Linked DNA regions of Homo sapiens: regions 1, 3 and 4 are each linked to region 2. A link is a contact called in ENCODE Hi-C or POLR2A ChIA-PET data. All regions are on one chromosome and are shown on one strand. Each heading gives the region's core, a stretch centred on a gene start or an enhancer-like site at or near the end of the contact. The rest is flanking DNA. Distances are from core to core; before and after follow the strand shown.

Evidence for each region. A loop is a pair of places that touch in the nucleus more often than their neighbours do. ChIA-PET counts read pairs that join two places held with the same protein, here RNA polymerase II (POLR2A). Pooled maps may share reads with other maps.
Region 1: a loop to region 2 is called in a pooled map, with 2.6 times the contacts of the local background. The contact joins two enhancer-like sites. A Hi-C loop is called at or near these places in 5 of 50 pooled maps. POLR2A ChIA-PET finds 5 or more read pairs at or near these places in 2 of 52 experiments (T-cell and activated CD4-positive, alpha-beta T cell).
Region 3: a loop to region 2 is called in a pooled map, with 5 times the contacts of the local background. The contact joins two enhancer-like sites. A Hi-C loop is called at or near these places in 2 of 37 single-sample maps with no recorded cell type and 4 of 50 pooled maps.
Region 4: a map with no recorded cell type shows a loop between it and region 2 (6-fold over the local background). The contact joins the promoter of GMPR here to the enhancer-like site in region 2. A Hi-C loop is called at or near these places in 2 of 37 single-sample maps with no recorded cell type and 4 of 50 pooled maps. POLR2A ChIA-PET finds 5 or more read pairs at or near these places in 2 of 52 experiments (HEK293T and activated CD4-positive, alpha-beta T cell).

The regions. Positions count from the first base shown.
Region 1 is chr6:15,610,801-15,615,442 of GRCh38, reverse strand. It overlaps DTNBP1 (dystrobrevin binding protein 1), which reads left to right. Exons shown (of 10, transcript NM_032122.5): 6 at 44-176. Among named protein-coding and RNA genes, the nearest start is that of DTNBP1, 50 kb to the left of the region's middle. RefSeq lists enhancers at 2,365-2,434, 2,475-2,584. Within about 2 kb of position 2,487, at least 3 of the 41 ENCODE cell types and tissues checked have a DNase peak (open chromatin) inside an H3K27ac peak, as active enhancers do.
Region 2 is chr6:15,900,009-15,904,497 of GRCh38, reverse strand. No RefSeq gene overlaps it. Among named protein-coding and RNA genes, the nearest start is that of LINC02543, 93 kb to the left of the region's middle. RefSeq lists enhancers at 2,079-2,138, 2,639-2,918, 3,099-3,188. Within about 2 kb of position 2,922, at least 4 of the 41 ENCODE cell types and tissues checked have a DNase peak (open chromatin) inside an H3K27ac peak, as active enhancers do.
Region 3 is chr6:15,418,481-15,422,532 of GRCh38, reverse strand. All of the region lies in intron 3 of JARID2 (jumonji and AT-rich interaction domain containing 2), which reads right to left. Among named protein-coding and RNA genes, the nearest start is that of DTNBP1-AS1, 130 kb to the left of the region's middle. RefSeq lists an enhancer at 1-33. Within about 2 kb of position 1,257, at least 8 of the 41 ENCODE cell types and tissues checked have a DNase peak (open chromatin) inside an H3K27ac peak, as active enhancers do.
Region 4 is chr6:16,236,015-16,240,080 of GRCh38, reverse strand. GMPR (guanosine monophosphate reductase) reads right to left here and starts at 1,494. Exons shown (of 9, transcript NM_006877.4): 1 at 1,301-1,494. The coding sequence starts at 1,387. RefSeq lists silencers at 1,392-1,491, 1,612-1,711.

The sequences.
Region 1 (4,642 bases), core at 1,238-3,737, 290 kb after region 2:
GGATTCTGACTTTTGAGGTCTGTTTATTTTTATATACTTTCAGCTCATTTAGAGGCGAGTTTTGAGGAGGTAGAGAACAACCTGCTGCATCTGGAAGACTTATGTGGGCAGTGTGAATTAGAAAGATGCAAACATATGCAGTCCCAGCAACTGGAGAATTACAAGAAAAATAAGAGGTGAGTTTGAAAAGTTTGCCACAGTATTCATTCCAGTCTCGAAGTTTTCCATATTACTTTACATGCTACTCTTTAGAAGTCCCGGCTGATAAAAGACAAAGGTTTCAACATAAAACTGATAAATAAGCTTTCCAAAACTTTTTTTAAAAACCACTGTCTGTTGCCATCTTTTGGAGATGAGTTATAAAAAACTCAGGAGAAGGTAAAACATGAATCCCAAATATAAAGATGAAGGAGTGGAGCACAGGGCAAAGTTTTCCAGCAAAATAGGAGCCCTGAGCTAGTTTTCTCCAAGAGGCAAATGACTGGGTTGCTCTTTTCTTTTCCTGCTCTTCTCCTCCATTACTAGAGCAGAAGGAAAGGAGCATGAGCTCAGGCTGTGGAAAGGGGCTGGAGGGCTTCAAATCTCAGCTCGGTCACACACTACCTTTGAGACCTTAGGCAAATTATTTTATCTCTCTTGGCCTCAATGTCACTGATTTATGATGGGATAATGATGTACCCCTATCATAGAGTTGTTATAAGGATTAAATGAATTAATTGTTACCTAATTCAGTTAGTGCTTTGTAAATATTAGTTATAATAATGGCTGTTATCACTAGGCCAACCTGAACTGGAGATGGAAAAGGAGTCTAAGGGTAACAGCCTGCTAGACTAGCTCTGGCATCCCAAGTCCTGCAGTGGCCATCTCAGAGAAGGAAGGTACAGGGTTGGTATTTCTGAAGTCCGTGGGGAGTCAGTCTCAGAGGACATGAGACAGACTGTCATCTGTGCTGGGCGCCTCTGGAACTGAAGCTGGAGGCGGGCTTTGCTAGTTGGGAGGAAGCGGAAGTCATGGGATTGGGTCTGGCTGTGGCCCAAGAGCAGATTTGGTGGAGAGAAAGATGGATAGGTTGGGCAGAGTACACTCTTGGTGTTAGGAGTGTTGATGAGTGGAGCTGTTCTGGATCTAGGATGTGACAATAACAGGAGTGGGTTGCTATCATGGACAGGAGGAGCTGGTCACTAATATACCACCACCCCCCTACCCCCAATGAAGCTAATACATAGGTGAGGTGGATTATTGTATTGATGTTAAAATCTTCTAGAATGAGGCCAAGGGATGAGGCAGAAATGAATAGAAATGAGTATTTTAGAACACAAGTTCTCAATCAGGGTCATGTGTCCTTAGAGATGGGCACTAAATGTTAATGAGCCATAAGAGTCACCTGGGGAGAGTATTTAAAATGGGGATTCCTGGGCTTCATCCTTGGGGAGTCCATTCTAAAGTTAATTCCAGTGGAGAAAGTTGAAATGACTCCTTATTCCACAAGCCTCTAGAATGGTTTAAATTTAGAATGGTTTGAAACAGGCATTCTAGGTAATTCTGATATGGGTGGCCTGTGGACCATAGTTTGAGAGACTGCCAGGCAGGGATGGGAGATTGGGTTGTGTGCAGGCTGTAAATGGAAGAGCTTCAGAAGAGCTCCAGGGAGGCCATGGATCAAATTGTTCACAAAAGGTTGTATGTGTGCGAATTTTCCAGAGGTGCTTTCTGTACATTTCATTTGTCCCACAAAGATTGTAGGAGGGCATTTGGCAGCATTAAGAATGGAGTCCTTGGCCAGGTGCAGTGGCTCACGCCTGTAATCCTAGCATTTTGGGAGGCCAAGGCGGGCAGATCATGTGGTCAGGAGATCGATACTGTGCTGGCTAACACGGTGAAACCCTGTCTCTACTAAAAATACAAAAAATTAGCCGGGTGTGGTGGCGGGCGCCTGTAGTCCCAGCTACTCGGGAGGCTGAGGCAGGAGAATGGCATGAACCCGGGAGGCGCAGCTTGCAGTGAGCCGAGATCGCGCCACTGCACTCCATCCTGGGCAACAGAGCAAGACTCCGTCTCAAAAAAAAAAAAAAAAAAAAAAAAAAATGGGGTCCGTGTCAAAAAAGGGGCATTTTTTTTTTTTTTTTTTTTTTTTTTTTTGAGATGGAGTTTCACTGTTGTTGCTCAGGCTGGAGTGCAATGGCATGATCTCGGCTCACTGCAACCTCCGCCTCCTGGGTTAAAGCGTTTCTTCTGTCTCCCGAGTAGCTGGGATTACAGGCTCACACCACCACGCCCAGCAAATTTTTTTTATTTTTAGTAGAGATGGAGTTTCACCGTGTTGGCCAGGCTGGTCTCAAACCCCTGACCTCTGATGATCCACTCGCCTCAGCCTCCCAAAGTGCTGGGATTACAGGCGTGAGCCATCACGCCTGGCCTAGAGAAGGGACTTTTGAATGAGTGGGTGAGCCTTGTGACCCAGGGCATTTCCAGACTGATATGTGGGTGTGGGAAAAGAGGAACTTCCCTTAAGAGGAAGATAGCAGAGGTAGAAATGGTCAGGCTAGTCTTCATTGTTAAATGAAAAGTTAGAGAGACATTCTGTTGTGAAGAAGTTAGGCATGGAAATATGTTTATAATGCAACAAGAGTTTCAAGGAACATGGTAAGAAGGCCTAGAATTTTGAGAGGAAATTTTTGCAGGAGGTTGGACAGCTTGGGTACAGGTCATGTGACCCTAGAAGGTGGTTTTCTCGTGTGTGAAATGGGGATAATAATAGTACAGTACATTATAGGGTTTTAGGGAATCAGTAAAGTGCTTGGAATAGTGCTTGGCACCAGCTAAGTGCTCTGTCAGTGGCTGCCAGCTCTGACTAACTCGTATTATTACTTGTGCAGCTATAAAGAAATGGGTATTCTATATTTTTAAATAGCCCATTGCTTTTTAGCTACATAATACAAAAAGTATATGAATATTGTGATTTTTCTATCAAGATATGTTGAAATGTGATTGTTGGAAACATATGATAGCAATACCTCAAAGATATTGTGGATTCTGTTCCAGTCCACTGCATTCTGCAGTAAAGCTAGTTACATGATTTTTTTTTTGCTTTCCTAGTGCATATAAAAATTATGTTTATACAGTATGTAGTCTATTAAATGTGCACTAGCATTATGTCTTAAAGCACAATGTACATACCTTAATTAAAAATACTTTATTGCTGATGATCATCAGCCTTCAGTGAGTTGTAATCTTTTTGATGGTGGAGAGTCTTGCCTCTATGGTAATGGCTGCTGACTTATCAGGTGGTGGTTGCTGAAGGTTAAGATGGCTGTGGCATTATCTTAATTAAAATAAGATAACAATGAAGTTTGCTACATCGATTGACTCTTTCTTCCTGGAAAGATTTCTCTGCAGCATGCGTTGCTGTTTGACAGCATTTCACCCATAGTAGAATTACTTAAAAAATTGGAATCAATCCTCTCAAACATTGCTGCTGCTTTATCAACTCAGTGTACATAACATTCTATGTCCTTTCTTGTCATTTCAAAAATGTTCACAGCATCTTCACCAGAAGTAGGTTTCTTCTCAAGAAACCACTTCCTTTGCTCATCCATAGGAAGTAACTCCTCATCTGTTTAAGTTGGATCACGAGATTGCAGTAATTCAATCGTATCTTCAGGCTTCACTTCTAATTCTAGTTCTCTTGCTATTTCTACCACATCTGTAGCTATTTCCTTCACAGAAATCTTGAACCTGTCAGAGTCATCCATGAGGGTTGGAATCCACTTCTTCAAAATTCTTGCTAATGTTTGATATTTTGACCTCCTCACATTAATTATGAACATTCTTAATGGCATCTGGAATAGTTAACCCTTTCCAGAGGTTTTCAGTTGACCTAGATCCGTTGAAGGAATCATTATCTATGGCAGCTATAGCCTTACAAATTGTATTTCTTAAATAATAAGACTTGAAAGTTGAAATGACTCCTTATTCCATAGGCTGCAGAATCAGTGTTGCGTTCACAACAATGAAACAACGTTGTTCTCCTTGTTCATCTCCATGAGAGCTCTTGGGTGACCAGGTGCATTGTCAAGGAGCAATATTATTTGGAAAGGAATTTGTTTTTTTTTTCTGAGCAGTAGGTCTGAACAGTAGGCTTAAAGTATTCAGTAAACTATGCCACAAACAGATATGCTTTCACCCAGGCTTTGTTGTTACATTTATACAGCACAGGCAGAGTAAATTTAGCATAATTCTATGGATTTTCAGGATGCCTCCAAAGATTTTCAGAGTAGTAAATGAGGCATTGGCTTCAGCTTAAAAGTCACCAGTTGTATTAGTCCCTAACAAGAGAATCAGACTGTCCTTTGAAGGTTTGAAGCCAGGCATGGACTTCCTCTCTCTAGCTATGAAAGTCCTAGGTGTCATCTTCTTCCAATAAAAGTCTATTTTGTCTGTTGACAATCTGCTGTTTAGCATAGCCACCTTCATCAGTTATCGTAGCTAGATCTTCTGGATAAGCTGCTGCAGCTTTTACATCAGCACTTGCTGCTTCACCTTGCACTTTGCTGTTATGGAGATGACTCCTTACTTTAAATTCCATGAACCAACCTCTGCTAGCATCAAACTTTTCCAGCTTTCTCACCTGTTTTAGCTTTCA
Region 2 (4,489 bases), core at 1,673-4,172:
AGCTTCAACTCCCTTTGATTTCCTCTCCAACCCAAACAATCAGCACTCCCAACTCACTGGCCCCTACCCACCAAATTATACTTAAAAATTCCAATTCCCAAATTCTCAGGAAGACCGATTTGAGTAATAATAAAATTTCATACAGCCAGCTCTGCATGAATTGAAATCTTTCTCTAATGCAATTCTCCTGTCTTAATAAATCAGCTCTGTCTAGGCAGAGGGTAAGGAGAACCCATGGGGCAGTTACATTATTACATTGGATTCTCATAGCAATCAATGCTATGCAGATCTCTCAGATGAGTTAGGTGAGTTATAGGTTGGTTCAAGTCACTACCTGATATGGTTTGGCTGTGTCCCCACCCAAATCTCATCTTTTTTTTCTTCTTTTTGAGAGATAAAGTCTCACTCTGTTGCCCACGCTGGAGTGCAGTGGCACAATGTCTACTCCCTGCAACCTCTGCCTACCAGGTTCAAACGATTCTCCTGCCTTAGCTTCCCAAGTAGCTGGGACTACAGGTGTGTGCCACCACGCCCAGCTAATTTTTGTATTTTTAGTAGAGACATGGTTTCCTCATGTTGGCCAGGCTGGTCTCGAACTCCTGACCTCAAGTGATTTGCCCGCCTTGGCCTCCCAAAGTGCTGGGATTACAGGTGTGAGCCACTGTGCCTGGCCCCAAATCTCATCTTGAACTGTAGTTCACATAATTTCCACATGTCATAGGAGGGACCCTGTGGGAGGTAATTGAATCATGGGGACTGTTACTCCATGCTCTTCTCATGATAGTGAGATCATGAGATCTGATGGTTTTATAAGGGGCTTTCTCCCCACTTTGATCTGCACTTCTCCTCGCTGCCACCATGTGAAGACAGATGTGTTTGCTTCCCCTTCTACCATGATTGTAAGTTTCCTGAGGTCTACCCAGCCCTGTGGAACTGTGAGTCAATTAAACTTTTTTCCTTTATAAATTACCCAGTCTTGGGTATGTCTTTATTAGCAGCGTGAGAATGGACTAATACACCACCCAAGTCAGTTTATTCAACCAAGTATCTGTGAAACTACTATATCCATCAGCTAGGGCTGCTGTAACAAGTTACCACAAACTGTGTGGCTTAAGACAACAGAAATGTATTCTCTAACAGTTCTGGAGGTTAGAAGGCCAGAATCAAGGTGTCATTGGGGTTGGTTCTTTCCGGAGGTTTAGAGAAAGGATCTGCTTCATGTCTTTCTTCTAGCTCCTGGTGGTTGCCAGCAATCCCTGGCATTCCCTGGCTTGTGGCAGCATCACTCCAACCTCTGCCTCTGTCTTCACATGGCCTCCTAACCTGTGTGCATCCTCTGTGTCTGTGTCCACATTTTCCTCTTTTTCTAAGGACACCAATTATTGACTTTAGGGCTCAACCTAATCTAGTATGACTTCATCTTAAACTTAATAAAGATCCTATTTCCAAATAAGGTCACATTCACAGGTTCTGAGTAGAAATGAATACTGGGGAGAGACTATTCAACCCTACGGCAACCTTAAGAAGCCGTTTAACCTCTCTTAGTCTCAGCCTCTTTATCTGTACCACAAAGCATTCTTGTGAGGATGAAATGAGAAATCCAGTGAAAACAGTTCAGCATCAGCTTTGGTAGTCCAAAATGTTAGCTGCTATTGCTGCTAACCTGTCATCATCATCATCTTTCTTCTTCATCTTCATCAGCCACTAGAATTATTATTTTTTGAGACAGAGTCTTGCTCTTTTTGCCCAGGCTGGAGTGCAGTGGCACCATCTTGGCTAACTACAATCTCTGCCTCCCGGGTTCAAGCTATTCTCCTGCCTTAGCCTCCCAAGTAGCTGGGACTACAGGCACCCACCACCATGCCCAGCTAATTTTTGCATTTTTAGTACAGACGGGTTTTCACCATTTTGGCCAGGGTGGTCTTGAACTCCTGACCTCAGGTGATCCGCCCACCTCGGCCTCCCAAAGTTCTGGGATTACAGGCATGAGACACCACACTGGCCAGTCACTGGAATTATAGGAGCTATGAGAGACAAAAGGGACAGCTCACAGTCTCCACTCCCAAGTAGGTTCTGGTTTAGCTGTGGACACTCCACTAACATCCCTTACAGGCTAAAGTGCTGAGTGCTATGGTTAGGACTGCCAAGGAAGAGGAGGCCAGGGTGGATGTCACCTGAGTGGACAGCACAAAAGGCACCCAACACAAGTAAGTTTTTTTTTGTTTTATTTTATTTTAGCCAGGGTCTCGCTCTGCTACCCAGGCTGGAGTGCAGTGGCACAATCATAGCTCACTGCAGCCTCAACTTCCTGGGCTCAAGCAATCCTCCCACTCAGTGTCTTGAGTAGCTACGACTACAGGGGGGTGCCACCATGTCTGGCTAATTTTTTAGTTCTTGGAGAAATGGGGACTCACTAATATGCCCAAGCTGGTCTTAAATTCCTGGGCTCGAGTACATCTCTTGCCTCACCCTCCCAAATTGTTGGGATTACAGGCATGAGCCACCATGCCCAGCTTTGAAAGGATTCTTAGGAGCAACATGGACCCCAACGGAGCTATGACTCACTGCCTTGAAGGGAGTGGTCTCTTCATTTCCATGCCATGAAACGTGCTCAAGGGCACACAGTCATATCACTCCTGAAGCTGAGATGCTTTCACTTCTCCTTGAAGAAGCATATCTCTAACCAAAATAACATTGCCTGTCATTTTGGTGAAACATCTTTGAGGTTTTGAGCTCATGGGAGTCCCAGGGGAGGAGAAACGTCTGACCTTCTTTACTAACCTTAAAGTCTCAGACAAAAATCATAGGTGGAGCTCTTCCCATCTGAATTTGCAATGCCTGTACAAAGTTAGCTGCCACGTGAAAACTATAAAGTGTGTGTTAGAATGTTTCTACTGTTAGAGTAGATAGGCAGATATGAGCAGGGCAGGAGAGGGCACCCCCAGGAGTGTCAGGTGACCATCAGGTGATGATCAGGCGGTTGTTAAACTCTCTCTGAAATGATAATTGGTCACAGCCGGCACCAGGCAAAGACAGGCTCCCAGTAGATAGAAAATACCTGGAGCTGGTGATCAGCAGCTTCTCAATAAGAGTTCAGGGGTTGGACAAGCAGGCCCAAGCATGCACACTAAGAGGCAAAGTGGCAGGTATATGACCTTCACCTGGGAACAGTCGACCGGTAAAGGAAAATTGCCCCTAGAGAGCATGCGCGCAACTGCAGTAAAATAAACTATGCACGCAGTCACCCTCCCAAGTGCTGAGCAACACTGTGCATGTGGTGGTTGAGCAACAGCCCGCCCCAAGGGAAGGATCAAGGGAGGAGAAAAGAAAGCCCCAAAATCATGCCAATGTATAAATCCCCAAGTCAAAGGCTGAATGGGGCGGTTGGCCTCTCAAGTTGCCAGCTTGGCCTTTTTCCATATGTACTTTGCTTCCTTTTGCTTCTGCTCTAAAACATTTTAATAAACTCTCATCCCTGCTCTAAAACTTGCCTCAGTCTTTCCCTTTGCTTTAAACCTGTGTCTGCCCCTCAGCAGAATTTTTTCCTCCAAGGAGACAAGGATCGAGTTTGCTGCAGATTTGTGTGAATTCCACCACTGGTAACACTACCACTGCTGGAAAGCTTGAGATGTTGCGTGCAAGAGACCTAGAGTCAAAAACATCCATTGTTGGCTGGGCTCACGCCTGTAATCACGAGGTCAGGAGTTCAAGACCAGCCTGGCCAAGATGGTGAAACCCCATCTCTACTAAAAATACAAAAAAACTTAGCCAGGCACGGTGGCGGGCGCCTGTAATCCCAGCTACTCAGGAGGCTGAGGCAGAAGAATAGCTTGACCTCGGGAGGCGGAGGTTGCTGTGAGCTGAGATTGCACCACTGCACTCTAGCCTGGGCAGCAGAGCAAGACTCCATCTCCAAAAATAAAAATAAAAATAAAGTACATTGCTAAAAACCATACTTTGGAGCACTCAGTGGCTGTTTAATTGAGAGTGCAATTGGGATTTCCTTTTTTCTAACCTTTCCATGTGGAGAGGACTCTGGAAAAATAGTGACTGCTGGCCTGTGCATGTACACGTCTGAAGTGTACTGCTGAAGTAACTAGCTTTCTTTAATCTGCAGAAGACCTTGCCTTTCATACTGGTATTATAAATAAGATGAATTCTGTTCATCAATAAGTAGGGACTTAAAGACAAAATTGTTCCTTTAATAATAGATCCGCTGGGCAAAAATAATCTGATTGGCTTCTTTGATATGAGATGAAAGATAAATTGATTCATGTAAATGTGTTTCCCTTTGGAGAGTACTCCAGTGCACTGAGTTGGGGCACAACATGATATAATTAATAGTTGTCATAGCAATGGGTTATATTGCTAAAATCCAGATGTGAGTTGGCTATTAGGGTTTCACAACATGTATGGAGGCTGGATTTATAGACCATCCCATAAAACTTCCATACATCCAATGTATCTATACTAAATAGTCTTAGCTTAC
Region 3 (4,052 bases), core at 8-2,507, 480 kb after region 2:
AGCCTCCAGGAAACAGAGCATGCACAGCCCAGCGAGAATTGCTGGCACACTCAGAAAACGCTTCCTTAGCTCTGTGCTATCCAACCTCAGACACTGAAACCCAGGAACTCAGGTTCACCTTGCTGATCAAGGTGAAGGCACAGTGCGTGAAATACAAACTTCCCTCCCACACTTGGAAGATTTCCATGGGAAAGGTGAATATGCACAAGCAAGCACTGTGATGTGAGCCACCCCAAACCTACCAACTCCAGCTCACTGCAGGAAAAGTAAAGAAAAAGAGTATTCGTCCAGAAGGACAGAGAACCACCCACTAAAATCAACAAGTAATCACAGATCTACTTGCAGCAGCTACCTGAAACAACAGTCAGCTGAGCTGGGCCCTCTCCTGGACGCGCTTCTCTCCAGGGTCCTTAAACAAAAGGACCTCTAACATTGGAGGACCCAAGAGAGGATTTCGGGAGCTGTAGGTTCTGCTCAAGATAAGCTAAAACTTTTCCCCTTTCTATCCATCGCTCAGTTTATAATGAAGCAAGGCATTTCATGTACTTCAGAAAAGAAGGAATACATCCCTTGGCAGAAGAGATTATTTACTAGAAGAGGTCAGCTGAAGAGTAACACTAGGCATGACAGCAAGAGGTGCCCCTCAGCACAGTTGTGGACCAGGCCAGACCCCAGTTCAAACTGCACCCCCACCCCCAGTACAGCTCACCAAGCCAACTGCTGTCCAGATGCACACACCTGAAAATTCAGACCTACATTTGCTACAACTTATGGAAGGTGACATGGTACAGTGGCAAAGTCCAGGCATTATAGATGTGAAAGCTTAGATCCAAATCCTATTAACTCAGCTGCCAAGTGAGGGTGGTAAAACCTTAAAAACAGGTATTTCAAAAGAATTAAGGTAAAAATTTTTAGCACAATATTATCTAGGCTAAGGTCAGTTCTTCCTAACGGAAGAGACAGATTACATAGCTTCAAAGAAGGACTTCTAATAGTCACAGGCTTTATTATGGAATGGAGTTTACTATTTTTATTATAGGCCGAATGCTTATGTTTATTAATTTTGAATTTTTTTTCTTGGAGTCAGGGCTTACTTACGCTGTTCACCTTTTTTTTTTTTTAAAGACTAACAAAACTAAATGAAAAGCTATGACCGTGGCTAGTTCCATTTCCTGATGGTACGTGTCTCTCTCACACTCTCATTCAACATTCAAAGAACAGAAAGAACTTCCGCTTTTAGTGAAGCTAGACAGGATTTATACCTCTTGCCTGTCTGAAAGAACTAAAAATCCACACAAAACAACGGCCACCATATAGCAACATACTGTGATCCCTGACGGATGGAAAACAAATGATCCCTCCAGCTCACTGCCCTGAGAGAATGTCCAGGCTGCAGCAGTTACGGAAAGGGCAAGCAGAGCCGGGGTTGAGAAACACAAGGGGAGGCCAAGGTGATATAATGTGTAAGGCAGAGCACAGCAGAGGCCAGAGCCACACAGACAACAATGGAATCTGCCAAAGGCGCTCCTCATGTCTTCCGCTGAGTACTAACAAGCACATTTGTGTTAGGAAGCTACCCAAGAGAAAGTATTTCCAGAAAGGATTAGCAGGAACAGTATCCAAATTGTAAAAGCACCAGGAATAGTGCCCATTCTTACTAGCCTACATGGTAAACATAATCCATAGGACATCAAGTAAAATACTCGTAAGGGTTTTTGCCTGAGTAGCAGGGAAACAATGCCTCACAGTAAACACTGCTTTGGCCCTACCTAACCATGCTTGAAACCAAGATCCAAACAGATCAAACTGTTCCCTAATAATCAGATCTCAGAACAATGCTCAAGAATATGTAGAGAAATACGAACATTTCCCACAGCCAGAGAAAAATTTAGTGTCTGTCAAGTAATAAAAAGCTACCAGACATGCAAAGATGCAGGAAAATATGACTGATGAGGAGGAAGATTAATCAATCAAAACTGTTTTGTAAATAATGGAAGACAAAAATAGCACATATACTCAAATATCTCTTGTAACTGTACTCCACATGTTCAAGAAACACCAAAGAATAAGCATATTACTAGAGACACTGAAGATTATGGAAAGACCAAAATCTAACTTCTTTTTTTTTTTTTTATGGAGTCTTGCTCTGTCACCCAGGCTGTAGTGCAGTGGTGTGATCTTGGCTCACTGCAACCTCCGCCTCCTGGGTTCAAGCAATTCTCCTGCCTCAGCCTCCTGAGTAGCTGGGATTACAGATGCGCACCACCACGCCCAGCTAATTTTTGTATTTTTAGTAGAGACAGGGTTTCACCATGTTGGCCAGGAAGGTCTTGAACTCCTGACCTGGTGATCCACCCGCCTCGGCCTCCCGAAGTGCTAGGATTACAGGCGTGCCCAGCTGTAACTTCTAAAATATAATAACAATGTCTGAGATAAAAGATATATTCAATAGTCTTACCAGCAGATTTAGGGTATAAACTATCTAAAATGCAACATACAGATCAAAAAAGGAACAAAACACATGAGCTATGGGACAACTTCAGAGTAATATATATGAAAATTAGGTCCCCAAAGGGGAGACGAATGCACACGAAAATATTTGAAATAATAATGGCTCTAATTTTTCCATAGTAAATGAAATCTACAAACCTAATACACTCAATGAATCTCAAACTCTGGAAATAAAAACTGCCAAGGCACATCGTATCAAATTGCCTAAAACCAGTAAGGGATTCAAAAGAAAATTGTGGTAAATGATTGCTCCTACAAAGCTATGAAAATAACAACAGGATTCTCATCAGAAATGATGCACATCGGGACAGTGGGGCAGTGTCACTGAAGTACTGATGGTGAATGACTATTAACCTAAAATTTTATACCCAGCAAAAATATCTATAAGAAATGAAGGTGTATTTTGTATAACTGCATGTAATTCTACAATTATCATAAAAGTATTTTTTTAATGTGGGTGAAATGAGATCTTCCCAGACATACAAAAGCTGAATGATCAACAGCAGACCTAATGTTAGAAATGTTAAAATCCTTCAAGCAAAAGCAAATGCAAATGATACTAGAAACAAAAATGGCAACTACGTAGATAACTTGAAACAGAAGATAGGCGAGATTTACCCATATTTACTTTATATTTACTTCCACATCTTTTGTGTTCAAAACTGCCACATCATAATCTATTACTCAATTTTTCTTTACTTTCTGTAGTAGAGAGTACATTTCACCCATGATAACTCTAAAGTTGAAAATTAAACTAGTACTTCTCTTATTTATAAAATATATCTCCAGGTTGTAAGAACAAAATAAACTCCAAATAACCTGATCAGTGGAAGCTTCTAAATATAAATCAAGGGTTAAGAGAAATGTTAAGCCTTTTGCTGATTGTTTTGCTTTCACTTTTTTGCATTTAATAGTAAATTATACTACTAATTTATTTTTGATACAGGAATGAGTAAAAACTAGGCACTTATTTAATATAATTCCAATTATTAAGGATGCTCACTTTGAATAATCCCAATTCATGCATGCTATCAAGAAGATTCGTATACATTTGGGCTTATCTTCCTTTCAAACTCGAAGTAAATAAAAGTATTTTATACCATCAAAGTAACTCAGACCAAAAAGAATAAGGAACACAGTCGTGCAGACAATGTAGCTGTGAATATCATACCTGTTAAAAGCCTGAGAGAATTCTCACCACTTTCAACATGTCTTCATATCCAGAGGCATGTCATATCTCAGAGTACACTGAGTTATGAAATCCATACACTTCCAATGATTCTTTACATTCAAAATTCAATCTAATAGGACAAACAGTGTTTAAACTAAGTCCTATTGGATCGAAAGCCTAACTAAAATACAGCAGCTCCTTGTTTAACAAAAAAGTTACATCCCTTTAGAGACAGAGTCGGTACTTCTGTACTAGTTAAATAGAAACTCTTAAGAGTTTTTATTTTAAAGTCTGTTAGTACACAAAAAGCAATATACCCTTCTAAAGAATATAGTTGACCGGGCACAGTGGCTCATATGCCTGTAATCCC
Region 4 (4,066 bases), core at 245-2,744, 340 kb before region 2:
CCCCCTATTTCATCTTGGTCTTGCCTTAGGAATTGGCTACAGCTCATGCTTCCAGAGGCCCAGGCCTGCCCTCCAAACTGTTTTTGTTCCAAGAGAGGCCCCCTCTTTAGCACCTGAAAGGTCATGAGGGACAGGCACAGGGTCACCCAATCTGGGGCGATAAGTTTTAATCATTCCTCCCCTACGTCCTCCAGTCCTGCCGGGCTCCAAACCAGCCAATGCTGCTGCTTACAGAAGGCCACTTGGTTTAGTCATTGGCTAACGCGGAGGCTTCCCCAATCCAAGCAAGCCCTCGGCTGGCAGCCCCAGGCACTGCAGTTAGGCCTGGCACCGGAGTGGGCAGCGGACTTCTTTGCTGAGGGGATTTATTTATGGTCTTGTTTGTGGAGCTGAGTGGACGGAGCTGTGCAGGTTGGCCCAGCCTCCTCGTGTTTACTCCTTCAGCCCCAGCCTTCAACCGTGTCCGGTTTCCTCACCTTCCTCTCCAGCTCTCAGCAAAGCCAGTCACCAGCGCACACCACCCCGGGGCACTCTGCCTTTCAGGCAACTAGTTTATCCTTCAGGGACTGGCCTCCCTTCCCCCAGCCTCAGGCTATTTCCAGTCCGGTCTCCACCTGTTCCTTAGGATTTGAGGACATCCAGGCAGAACCAGGGAAATGCCCGAGGCTTCCAATTCGCCCCCACCTCTCTCACCCCAAAGCTTTCGAAACTCTTCTCCAGGGCTAGGCTGGGACCGCGGGCTGTCCAGTACCGCTGAGTCCCCAAGCCCCACTGCCAGCAAGGCCGCCAAACTCAGAAAGGAAACCCTGAACTTGTGCCCTGGGTTCTGGTTTTTCAGACGCGTTCACGAAGTTCCACCGCTGGACCCGAAGCGAAAGCAGCAGCAATTATCAGCACTAGGAGACGCAGCCAAAAATCACCGGGATCTGCAGTTGTTTTTCTCGTCCTCTCTCCCCTAGCTCCAGTTTCCTTTTCTTGCTATAAGCGCCCTCGTACCCCTATTCCTTCTAAACCAACTGGCCACTGGATCTCGCTCATCTGTGGTCGAGTTTCACTGTGAACTTCCCCTAGGCCACCCAACGGGACCGACGTGTAGAGAATTTCATGGGCCCCCGTATCACCGCCCTTAAAGACACCTCACGTCCTGGCAGGTGCTGGGGCGCGGGAACGGGGGCGCAGCGCCCCAGTCTCAAACACCAAAGCAGGCAGGGTAACCCGGTGCCACCCCCTTCCACCCACTTGCCCCGCGCCACCCGGAAAAAAAAATCCCACCCCACTGCGACTTCCGAACGTCCCCCACCTCGGCTCGGCTCTTGAGGCTGCTCCGCTTAGGTCGGAGCAGGACATCCTTGAAGTCGAGCTTGAGGTCCGCATCTATGCGGGGCATGGTGCAGCGGCTCCTGGCTGCGGCGGCGGCGACGGCGGGGCGGGGGCGCCTGCGCGGGGCGGCGCGGGGAGCGCCGGGGCTGCTGTGCCGCGGCCGGGAGCTGGCGTGGGCCGGGTGCGCACGCCGCGGTCTTAAACACGCCCCGCCGACCCGCGGTCACGCTTGGCCCGCCCCGGGCACCGCCTCCGCCTCAGGCAGGGGTTGAGAGGCAGACTGGTTAGGGACAGATTGGCGGCGAAGCCCTTCCTCCTCGCGCCGCCGCCCCCGTCCTTCCCCCTCAGGTGTACAGCCCGTGGCAGTGACCGAATGGGGACGGGGGAGGGAAATGCGCACCGTTCTGTTTGTCCCCAGGGTCCCCGATGGAGAGGGGACTTAGCGTGTGGCTGCCTTATCCAAGGGAAAAGTCGCTCCCTGAGAGCTTTTACTTTTTTTTTTTTTTTTTTGAGACAGTCTCACTGTCGCTCAGGCTGGAGTGAGTGGCGCTATCGCCGCTCATCGCAGCCTCGACTTCCTGGGCTCAAACGATTCTCATGCCTCAGCCTCCTCGAGTACAGGCGCACGCCGCCACACCCAGCTTATTTTAAAAATTATTTCCTAGAGGCGGGGTTTCACCATATTGCCCAAGCTGGTCTCGAGCCCCTGACCTCAAGTGATCCGCCTGCCTCGGCCTCCCAAAGTGCTGGGATTACAGGCGTGAGCCACCGTGCCCGGCGGATTCTCCTTTTTTAAAATTCAAGCCCGGTGTGCTCACCCAGTGTTGAGGAGCACGTCTCTCACTTGCCAAAGAACCAGAAACCCCAGGGAGGTTGTATAGAATTAAGGAAAAGAACGTGGGCAGTTAACTGTTTAGCTGTACTGGGATTGTGGAGGCCATGATTCCCTTTGGACTTGTTGTTAAGAGACAAGGTCTCACTGTGTTGCCCAGGCTGGTCTTGAACTACTGGGTTCAAGCAATCCTCCCGCCTCAGCTTCCCAGTGTTGGGACTACTGGCGTGAGCCACTGCGCCCAGCCTGGATTTCAGGATTTTTGTTTAAGAAAAACAGTGAGGTCTGTAGTCGACGCAGATCCTGAGATTTGAGGAGCCTGAGTCCCCTCTGAGGGTTACCAGTGATGTGAGTTCGAGGGGTTACCAGTGATGTGAGTTCATTGATTCACTTATTGACCTTACCGACCTTTTATTATACATTTGAAATGTGCTGCCGGGCTTCATGCATCATCTCATTCACTCTCAGAACAACCCAATGAAGAAAGAGCCATTTCACAGATAAGGAAAAACGAGGCTTCTATAAATGAAATAACTTGCCTAAGGCCGCAGAAAAATTCAATATAAATTTCTCAGTCCTTAAAACTTGCTACAACTATTCACTGAAGCTGCTTTTGTCCTGGAACATCTCTGCCTGAGTTTGAAACCTGGTTCCACCACTGTCTAGCTAGGTGACCTTAGGGGAGTCAATTTCTCTAAGTCTCAGTTTTCTCATAAAAGGGGTGGGGGCAGGAGGGGGGGTTAACCCTATCTCCTCCCTGGTTTTTGTGAGAATTAAAGTGTGTGTGTTTATGTAAGCACAATGTCTGTCCCATAGTAGTTGCTCAATGCATGGTAGTTACAGATTTGTAGTCACATGTTACATTATGTGCATTGTGTTTGTATTTTCAAACTAGAATGCTAACTGCACAAAGGCAAGAATCATCTTTCATTCTCTTCCATTTTTCTGCAGCCTCGAACTGAGCTAGCAACTGTTCTCCTTGAGCTAGCATGTGATAAGGCTGACCATAAAAGATACATCACAATATTCAATTTAACACAAATGTCTGAAGATGATAAAGGTCTCAGCCCATCCCACATGGTTTCATTAGCTATACCCCAAAGGAAGTTCATGAAGTTTCAGGGAAGGAAATGAAACTTATCAGAGAGAATGAAAGTAGCCACAATTAGTCCAGCCCATGCAATGTTTATAACCCTTGACGAATTCTTGGGAGCTGGCCAGATGTGCTGCTTATTTGTGAAGTACGGAAAGGAAACCTAATTCTGATCTTTTAAAGATTAAATAGAGGTAAAATATAATTACTAGATGGTATGATTATTTTTAAATTATTATCCTTAAAGGGAAGAGAAACTGACCTTGTTAAGCATCTGCCAGCGTGGATGAGGGCTTTATTCATTGTTTCATACATGGTCTTAAAGGAGAAGCTTCTGTAGGTTGTCCTTGCTCTTTCCCTCTGGTTCTCTTTCTTTCTGGCTAGCCCTCCTTTTATTAGAATAGACAGAGAAGTTCATTTTACACATTCCATTCCCTCTCCCTCTGGAACATTCCTCTATAACTGCCCTCTTCTCTGACACAAAATCATACTCCTGTTAGAGTCAGCCTGAGTCCCTGATTCTTCTAAAACCGGCTTTGCAAAAATTATGACAGTGAGAAAAATCTGACATAGGAAAATGACAACAGTGAAAGAAATCTGACCTAACTGACTCCATCTTGCTTTTAACCGCCAAGGTGTCCTTGTTCATTCCTGGGTGTAGGTTGAACTAACTATGGGAGGAATTGAGTTTATAGTTTAACTTTGAAACAAAGATGAGAACAGCACGTTCCCAAAACAAACCCCCTCCTGGCTTGGGGACCAGCGCACCTTTGTAAAACTAACAAAGTAGCTACAGATTACAAATCATGGCTCAGGCATCA